Linked DNA regions of Homo sapiens: region 1 is linked to region 2. A link is an interaction called in ENCODE POLR2A ChIA-PET data of the cell type or tissue named here. Cell type or tissue: OCI-LY7. All regions are shown on one strand.

The links. Peaks named below come from ENCODE experiments on the same cell type or tissue, not always from the same donor. Only the 100,000 strongest peaks of a DNase experiment are listed, where the experiment ranks them.
Region 1: POLR2A ChIA-PET joins it to region 2 with 5 read pairs; 7 of 35 experiments call an interaction of 5 or more read pairs at or near these places.

Annotation. Positions count from the first base shown.
Region 1 is chr2:233,254,256-233,259,255 of GRCh38, reverse strand. ATG16L1 (autophagy related 16 like 1) reads right to left here. Exons shown (of 18, transcript NM_030803.7): 2 at 3,061-3,154. Among named protein-coding and RNA genes, the nearest start is that of ATG16L1, 5.1 kb to the right of the region's middle. In OCI-LY7, no CTCF peak of the experiment used is centred here; no DNase peak of the experiment used is centred here.
Region 2 is chr2:233,200,070-233,205,069 of GRCh38, reverse strand. It overlaps INPP5D (inositol polyphosphate-5-phosphatase D), which reads right to left. Exons shown (of 27, transcript NM_001017915.3): 26 at 353-944. Among named protein-coding and RNA genes, the nearest start is that of ATG16L1, 49 kb to the left of the region's middle. In OCI-LY7, no CTCF peak of the experiment used is centred here; a DNase peak (open chromatin) is centred at 2,359.

The DNA.
Region 1 (5,000 bases), 54 kb before region 2:
GTGGAAGCCCCAATTACCTCATCTTTCCTACCCACCAATCACCTCTTCCCACACTTTAGACCACCCTGCTTTCTACTGCCTAAGTACCCCCAATCCCTGTTTTCAAGGAGGTGGATTTGAGACCTGTTCTCCTGCCTCCTTGCTTGGCCACGTTATGAATAAACTCTCACAAAACCCATCATCTCAGTGATTAACTTGCTGTGTGTGGGCTGAATGAACCTGGTTTATAACAAGACCTCCAACTAAATGACCATCCCCCTGGGTGTGGTGGCTCATGCCTGTAAACCCAACACTAATGGAAGGTTGAGGAGGGAGGATCACTTAAGCCCAGGAGTAAAGACCAGCCTGGGTAACACAGTGAGACCCCTATCTCTACAAAAAATTAAAAAATTAGACTGGCATGGTGGTGCACACCTATAGTCTCCCAGCTACTCAGAAGGCTAAGGCAGGAGGATTGCTTGAGCCCTGGAAGTTGAGGCCGCAGTAAGCCATGATCATGCCACTGCACTCCAGCCTGGGCAACAGAGAGAGACCCTGCCTCAAAAAAGTCTATCCCAGTGAAATTTAGCCAAAAGAACGGCTGCATATTCCAAGCACATGAGTTTGGCTAACAGATAAAGAATACAAGAATATAGTCATCAAGGGTTTAATCAGATAGAAATGTTTTTAGTTTTCAATTGGATGAATTTAGACGAAAATGGTGAAACAGCATTATCTACACCTAAAATTAACCAAAATACTAAAACTAATATCTTAAGTACTACAGAAGGCCTCCCAGGGCCACAGCCAGGCAGGATCTCCTGAACTGTTACAAAGCAAGGATGGAAGCTAGGCCCTGCCAAGCCATCTGTTCTCTGGTATCTTTCCCACTCTGTCCTCTATCAGGAGACCATCGTGCCAGATGAGGAGACATGAGAGCAGCTACAGCTCTAGGAGTAAATACATCAGGCTACAGCTACCATTTCTAGACACCATAAATCACCAACCTTGTTTTTACAATTGCTAAATGTGTGGAGATTTCAGAGCAATAATGGCTACTGTCCCCATACCAAATTTAACATGCAAACACAATGAATATTACAGAAGAGGATAATAAGACTTCAAATATACATAAATGCACACCAGTGACCCAGTAAACACAAATACCCCGCCATGAACAAATATGTATTTCATGAAATATTCTATCAATACACACCAAGAGATAGATATAGATATATAGATATATAGATATATAGATATTTTTTTTTTTTTTTTGAGACGGAGTCTCGCTCTGTCACCCAGGCTGGAGTGCAGTGGTGTAATCTTGGCTCACTGCAACTTCCGCCTCCCAGGTTCAAGCAATTCTGTCTCAACCTCCCGGGTAGCTGGGATTACAGGCGCCCGCCACCATGCCCGGCTAATTTTTGTATTTTTAGTAGAGATGGGGTTTCACCATCAGGGCCAGGCTGGTCTTGAACTCCTGACCCTGTGATCCACCCGCCTTGGCCTCCCAAAGTGCTGGGATTACAGGTGTGAGCCACCAAGCCCAGCACACACTGATATTTTTCTAATCTAGTTCTTAAAGAAAAATAAGAGCTTACTGCAATCTGCTAATTTGATTTCACAATCTACTAATACTGATGTTCCTCTACTTACTGAGGCTATGTCTCTTTAAACCCATCAGAAGTTGAAAATATATAGTAGGTTGAAAATACATTCAATACATCTCACCTACTGAGTATCATAGGTTACACTTACATTAGCCTACAGTTGGGCAAAATCATCTAACACAAAGCCTATTTTATAATAAGTTGTTGAATATCTCATGCAATTTATTGAATACTAAACTGAAGGGGAAAAACAGACTGGTTGGATGGATACTCAAAGCACAGTCCTACTGAAAGTGTATCGCTTCTGCACCATTATAAAGGTTAAAAATTGTAAGCTGGGCTGGGCGCGGTGGCTCAAGCCTGTAATCCCACCTCTCTGGGAGGCCGAGGCGGGCGGATCACGAGGTCAGGATATCAAGACCATCCTGGCTAACACGGTGAAACCCCGTCTCTACCAGAAATACAAAAAATTAGCCAAGCGTGGTGGCGGGTGCCTGTGGTCCCAGCTACTCGGGAGGCTGAGGCAGGAGAATGGCTTGAACCCAGGAGGCGGAGCTTGCACTGAGCCCAGAACGCGCCACTGCACTCTAGCCTGGGCGACAGAGCGAGACCCCATCTCAAAACAAAACAAAACAAAACAAAACAAAACAAAAAAAATTGTAAGCTGGCCAGTGCGGTGGCTCACGCCTGTAATCCCAACACTTTCGGAAGCTGAGGTAGGTGGATCATTTGAGGTCAAGAGTTCGAGACCAGCCTGGCCAACATGGTGAAACCCTGCCTCTACTAAAAATACAAAAACTAGCCAGGTGTGGTGGTGGGTTCCTGTAGACCCAGCTATTTGGGAGGCTGAGGCAGGAGAATTGCTTGAACCCAGGAGGTAGAGGTTGCAGGTTGCAGTGAGCTGAGATCGTGCCACTGTACTCCGGCCTGGGTGACAGAGTGAGACTGTCTCAAAAAAGAAAAAAAAAAAAAAGAAAAAGAAAAATTATAAGTCGAACCACTGCAAGTTGGGGACCATTTGTATGTTGAAAAAAACACCAACCTAAAAAGGATCAAATAGACCCATACTGCAGGAAAGCAATTTTTACGTATGTGCCAATCAATCCTACATTAACAGGATCTACACAAACCCGCTCAGAAATACTTGTCTGTGATTATTTAAAAACAAAGAAACAAAAAAACATGAATCCTGGCAGGTTAGATGAGAAACTGACCTAGGGTTACCACGTGAACCTGCCTTAAGAAATTTCTCAAGCTCAGAGCACTGTACTGATAATAACCTTTCTAGGTATGACATACCTTCTAAAAAACAATTGTAATTACATGGTTTTAGTTCTTATTTGAAAGGAGCTGACAAAAACTGGAACACAGAAATAGTACTTGATTTGCTTTTAAATTAGAGAAGTGACAACTGAACTGAGATAAATTTCCTTAGAGGAGACATAAATAATACAAGTTAGTTTCAAAATACCTTATCTCGTGCCTGTTTGGTACGTCATGCTTTTCAGCCTGTAGTTTCTGGGCCAACACTGAATGAAGATCTGACTTTTCCAGCAATTTGTTATCTATTAAAATAAAAAAGTCAGAAACTAAGTTATTTATTACAACGTATGTACACTTGCTAGGTACCTACCTTGTCATGTATTGAAGGATGCAATACAGGAACATACATTCCTCAGCCACAGTAACCTACAGAATCACCTGCAAGAATGTCTTCCCTATTAAAGGGAGCTGAAAATGCTTTCTACCCCAGAAGTTATTTGTTTCTACCTTGGGAGGAAAAAAGAAAAACACACTAAACACAATGGCAAAGTGAAATGCTATGTACCTTTAAGTAAGACAGGAGAACTTTACCATAAGTTGACATATCTAATTACTTTTTAGGTCAGGGAACTAGAAATACAAATGACAGTCTCCAACATGGAGTTAACATTTAATTCAGTCAAGTATAAAAAGGTACAGAGAATACACTCTGTACTCATTTTTATGAATGGTGTCACAGGAGGTGATATATGAGTTAAGTCTTAAAAGAAGATGATGGGCCATGCAGAAGGAATAACAGAGTCTTTTGGTAAGTGGCTGGAAATAAAGGTTGGAGCCAACACAGGAAAAAGCAGGATCAGAAATTTAGACTTCTTACTGGCAATGATTAAATAAAAGATTATAAAAGCAGGCCGTTACGCTAACAGATCTGTATTGGTAAAAAGTCAAGGATTATTCTGAGGCTCCTCGCTCAAGCAACTGGGCGGAGGATGCTAACGTGTGAGAGAACACAAGAGGGGAGAGCTTAGAGAGGAAATGAGTTCTCTTTCCAAACATAATAAATTTGACAGGAGACAGAGTACAGAAATTCAAAACACAAGATTAGAAAGAACACGTAGTTAAGTGTAATAGGCACACAGGCCTATTACTGTGGCTCACGCCTGTAATCGCAGCACTTTGGAAGGCCAAGGAAGGCAAACTACCTGAGGTCAGGAGTTCGAGAACAGCCTGGCCAACACGGCGAAACTACTAAAAATACAAAAATTAGCCAGGCACGGTGGCACTTGCCCACAGTCCCAGCTACTAGGGAGACTGAGGCACAAGAATCGCTTGAACTCGGGAGGCAGAGGTTGCAGTGAGCTGAGATCGCGCCACTGCACTCCAGCCTGGGCGACAGAGTGAGACTGTCTCTAAATAAATAAATAAATAAATAAACAAATGAAATGAAATAAAAAATAAGAGTAATAGGTACACAGGCACCAGTAAGATCAGATGTGGGTACCTGTTCTGCAGGTACCAAGCAGAACAAGACAGGGTTTATGCTAGTGACTATTCCTGTTAAAAGAGCTTGTTTCTCCTTTTAAAGAGTTTTGAGTCCCACTTTTTGATACCTGAAAAGAGAACTCCTGGGTAGAAACACTCTCATCTATTGGTCAAACGAATTAGCCAAACTGGACATTGGTTTCAACCTGGGAAATTATGGTTTAAAATCCACCAGTGTCAAAGGGCTCTAGTAAGACCTTCAGATGTTAAACCAAAGCTTAGTGCCCTGTGATAATTTTAGGTTCTTTCAAAAAACACAGGCGTTCAAAAGGAGTCCTTCCCAAAGGTTCCTCCCTGAAGAGAAGGCTGGAGATGGAGGGAAGCCTTTCCCTCCCCCTACGGCTTCTTTCCACCTTTCTCTTCAGACTCAAAGGCACGGACTGAACAGAGAATAGACTCCAGGCTGATGGAGGGTCAGAGCTTGACTGGCCTGGGAAGGCTGGAATGAGTGGAATGAAGGTGTTTCACAAACTATAATAGAAATGATCTCCCTAAATGTCAATCCCTCTGCCTAAACAGAAGATCTTAACATGCAAAGCCTGTCTCACTCTCCTGCCTCTTGTTAGCTTCTCATCCCGGTCTCCTGTCCTGGTCCCTCAGGCAGGT
Region 2 (5,000 bases):
ATAAATGATTTAGGCTCCTTTTCTTTATGGAATCTTCTTCCTCTGGGACTGACACTAGACTAAGTTTATCCACAGCCCCGCCTTTCTTCCTTTTAACAACTGCTGCAGAGGCAATGCAGGGTCAGGGATGTGTGGGACAGGCAGACCTGGGTTCAAATCCTGACTCTCCCTTCTCATGGAGCAGTTCCCAGGACCATCACTCGCATGTGTGCACATGCATGCGTTCACACATGCACGCACATATGCATGCGTGCACACACACATGCACACACATATGCATAGGTACACACATACGCACTCACGCATGCACACACACACAAATGCACACGAACCCACGTGTGGCGCAGCGCACCTGCATGGCAGTCCTGCCTAGAGGCCCTGGTGGCCCCTCCTCCGGCCGGTGCTTGCCGTGATGCGGGAGCTCGGTGTTGTCGCGGTAGTCGCGGCCCTTGGAGTGCTGGAGGTGCAGCACCGCCGGGCTCTTGACTGGCAGCGGCGGCCGCGGCGTCGGGGTGGGCGGGGTCTGCTGGTTGATTTCCGATCTGGAAGGCTTGATGGGCCTCTTGGCCGGCACCGGGGCCTGGGAGCTGACCGGGGTCTTGGGCTTCCCTTGGCTCTTGTCCCCGCCGGCCGCCCTGCCCTCGGCAGAGGATGAGCACGTGAAGGAGCGCAGCCGGGGCGCGGGCACCTGCTTGCCGGGCCCCTCGCCGCGATCAGCCTCCTGGGCTTTGGTGAGCACGATGCTGGGCGACAAGATGCCGGGTTCCGGGCAGGGCGGGGGTTCCTTCCGCGGCATTTTGGGGGATTCCTGGTCCTTCCTGGGAGCAGGCTTAGGGAAGGAACTCAGGGACCCATACAGGGGGTTCTCAAACATCTCGGGCTTCGTCAGCGGCAGGTCCTCCTGAGGCAGCGTGTCCCCTGCGTTCTTCCCCAGGTCACTGGGCCTAGAGCCAGGGACAGAGCAGGGAAGACACATGTCCAGGGGAGAAGACATGGGAGCATGGCTGCTTAATGGCTCTGGGTCTTTCTTTGGGGTGATACAAATGTTTCTGAACTAGATAGAGACATGTAACATTGCAAATTTACTGAATGGCACCAAATTGTTTTGTCTTGTTTTGTTTTAGAGACAGAGTCTCGCTCTGTCACCCAGGCTGGAGTGCAGTGGTGCGGTCATGGCTCACTGCTGCCTCAACCTCTTGGGCTCAAGCAGTCCTTCCCCTCAGCCTCCCAAGTAGCTGAGACTACTTGGGAGTAGCTGGGAGTAGCTAGGAGTAGCTGGACATTGCTGGGAGTAGCAATGCCTCCAGGCCTGGCTAATTTTTTAGTTTTGTTTTATTCTGTAGAGATGGGGAGTCTCACTATATTGCCCAGGCTGGTCTTGAACTCTTCGCTTCAAGCAGTCCTCTCACTTTGGCCTCCCAAAGTGCTGGGATTATGGGCATAAGCCACTGTGCCCAGCCTAGCAAACTGTTCATTTTGAAATGGTTAATTTTATGTTAAGTGAATTTCACCTCAAGTGAAAAAAAGGAAGAGGAAACAGTACTGTGTTCATCATACGTTGTCCTCAAAGACAGCCTCAGTTCTGGCCTGGGACCTTTTCCACTATAAAACCTGTTCACATCAGAGCATCTGTGAGCAAGGGGCATGGCACTGGAGGATTTGTGGGAGAAATGAAGTGAGAACTTACATGGCACCTCAGTATCAACCCCTCATCCTCATCAGATGAGCCTGCTCTCCACAGCCCCTTCCCACCTCCCCAGTCAACAGGCCTCCTTTCCCGGTTCCTCCCATCCCCACCCCGCAGCCTCTCCTCTGACTCCAGCAATTCTGCTCCGACCCAGCATTTGCATGACCGCTCAGGAAGGCGATCACACCTCCTCCTCAGGAACCACTTGTGCTACTTGAGGGTGAAAGCTCAAGAGGCTCCATCTACCAAACTCATGTGTGAGACACTTTCCCAGGCACAGCAACACAGCCACAAACAAGGACAGAATCTGAGCTCAGGGGGCCCGACATCCCGGTTAACACAGTGTCCTTCCCAGCCACATGAAGTCCTCTCCCTGGAAGCCTCTCCTAACTCACAGTGGAAGGAACACGTGGTGGCTGTGGTGCAAGTCAGAGGGAACTTGGACACTTGCGAGTACTGGGGAAGCCAAGGCCAGTAGCTAGAAGAAAGGCCCACTCAACTCATGGGCAGGGGAAGCTCCTGTGTTGTGACCCAAAGTAGGCAAGTGCTGCCTTTGCTTGTTTGTGTTCTGATTTATCACTGCTCTGACTGGAGGTGATTTCCTGCTGAGCAAACTATGAGAACGAGAAATGGGAACACATTTTACTTCCTGACTAGCAGCAGAATCTCCCAGGGGAGTGTTCTGGGTTCTGCTTTCTACAGAAAAGGAAGCTATCGTGAAGAAATTGTGGATCGCTGGGAACCCACTGAGCTGTTGAGGCTGTTGCGCCTGTTACTGATGGGATGTGCACTGAGAAGCTGCTCACAGGCACTCAACAGTGACTCTGGGGAGCAGGTGTGGGCTCAGGGGACAAAGGCGGGATGTCGTCCTCACACAGGTGCCGGTGAGAAGCCATGGAGCTCCAGGGAGGCTGGCCTCCGGGACACACCAAAGGGAGCCTGACTGTGCACCTGGGGGTGTTGCCCATTAATTTTTGGAAACACCTTAGAGCAGGTGCATACATAGAAATGCTGGGGCCTCAAACAAGGACTTTGGAAAGGGCCCCCTCCATGTTCAGCCCTCTTCTGACCCCCGTGTGGACCCTCAAAGGCCGTTGCTGTGAGTTAGCCAAGGGAAGAGGGCACAGGAGGGTGCAACTGGCATGGTCACAAGTTTTCAGATGAAGGAGCAAGAAGTCCTGACCTCTGACCACCCTCTCTCAGGGGCTGAGATGGGAGGAGGGGGCTGACTTCAGAGAACTGGGGGCAGGACCAGGAAGAGCCCTGGGTGCAAGCCCTTTTGTGATTCTAAAGCTCACTCCTCTGGGAAAAGAGCAGTGAGATAGAGACCAGGGAAGCCTTCCCTCTAAGAGGAGGCTTCTGTTGCACTTAGAGAGGGGAAGCTTGGTGGGGCGGGCGGGGAAGACTGGGGAAAACCATGAAAAACTCAAAAGTAAGTCTTATTCCCCTGACCAAAGGTAACAAGAAATTGACTCCTATAGCAGGCCACAGTTGTTGAATAAGGGAACCGATATCTAGGGGACGAGTTGATTCCTGCAGCAAATGACTGTACTTCTCAGATTCAGGAGACGAGTCTCATCTCCAAAGCAGCTAAGCACTGGCCAGGGGCTGAGAAGAGTCCCCTTCCTAATTGCACAGCTTCGATCTGGGGTCACCAGTTGTCCTTGCTTACGCAGGACTGAAGGGTTTCCTGAGATGTGGGACTTTCAGTGCTAAAACTGGGACAGTACTTGGCAAACCGGGAAGGTCAGTCCCTGCACTTGGGTCTGGGTGATGGTGGGGAAACACTGATGGTGCTTGGAACACCCCCTTCCACAGCCTTTGCTCTGGCTGAGCCTGGGACCTGGAGCAGCGGAAAGGGATGAGGCAGGTGTGCGAGCTGCAGGGCTCCAGGCTCCAAGCGCCTCCTTGGTGAGCAGTGAGTTAGAAGCGTACCCTGGGGGCCCCTTGCCCGTGGATGGCAGCCTGTCTGCAGCTGTCACCATGGGGCTGTGGGGAGCATGCTCCCACCAAGCTGTGTGCTCGTTGTTATGCACCAAGATCCATTCGCTTTGGGAGCTGAAAAGCATTCACTTACACAAATAATCATGCTCCTTTTTCTTTCTGGTTGCTTAGAGCTCCATTTCCTGGGGTCTCCAAAGAGGTGGCCACACAGGCACCTTGATACCCACTGAATAGTGCCTTTTGTCCTCATATTTCCAGGGCAGGAAACTGAGGCTGTTTCTCCTCCCTCCAAGTTTCTTAGGGAATGACCAGGGTCTGACACCCTATCAACAAACTCTGTACAGAGGCAGAGAGAGAGACAGCTGAGCTGAGCTTCAGGGCTATCCTGTCCTGTCCTTTTCTCTCTCTCTTCCTGACTTCCTCTCATCTATTTATTTATTTATTTATTTATTTATTTATTTATTTATTTATTTATTTTGAGATGGAGTCTTGCTCTGTCACCCAGGCTAAAGTGCAGTGGCATGACCTCAGCTCACTGCAACCTCCGCCTCCCGGGTTCAAGCGATTCTCGTGTCTCAGAGACTCCTGAGTAGCTGGGATTACAGGTGTGGGCCACTACGCCTGGCTGATTTTTGTATTTTTAGTAGAGATGGGGTTTCACCGTGTTGGTCAGGCTGGTCTCAAACTCCTGACCTCAAGTGATCTGCCCACCTTGGCTTCCCAAAGTGCTGGGATTACAGGCGTGAGCCACCGCGCCTGGCCTATCCGTTTCTTAGAGCATATCTCGCATATTTTGAGAAATGAGACTGTCAACAGCTTCTCCATCCAGAGGAAGACCCTGCCAGGTCAGGCCTGGGAAGGGTGGAACTGGAGGGAGCTGGAGGACAGTGTGATGGAGAACACACCGCTGCTGGCTCTGCCCCATGTGGCGGACAGCACGCAAGTCCTCATGGAAAAAGGATGAAGAAAAAACCAGTGTTAGAGGAAGAGAGGCTGAGAGTGAACCCCTGAGGTTATGATAAGCCAGCAAAGAGCCTCAAGGGAAGACAGTGCTCAAGCTATCTTGCCCATCTTAAATCGTTGGTAATTGGGCCTGCACTTTCACGTCTGTCTGTCATCCTGTGGCTACTAGAAACATGTAGAGCTCCCCACTTGTGTATCCACGAGGTACCCATGGTTGGCTCTGCTCTGTTCCAGCAGCACCAGAGAGCGTCTGTGCCTTTGGGAAGTGCTGACCCTGTTCCTCGGCTGCGTAGCCCGGTCTCCTATCTGGCTTCCATTCTTCTGCCTGAACCAGTTCTAGACTCAGATCAGTTTTCTCCACCGTCCGGGGCTTCCCCAGAGTTTCAGGGCCGGGCCTCCTCTCTCT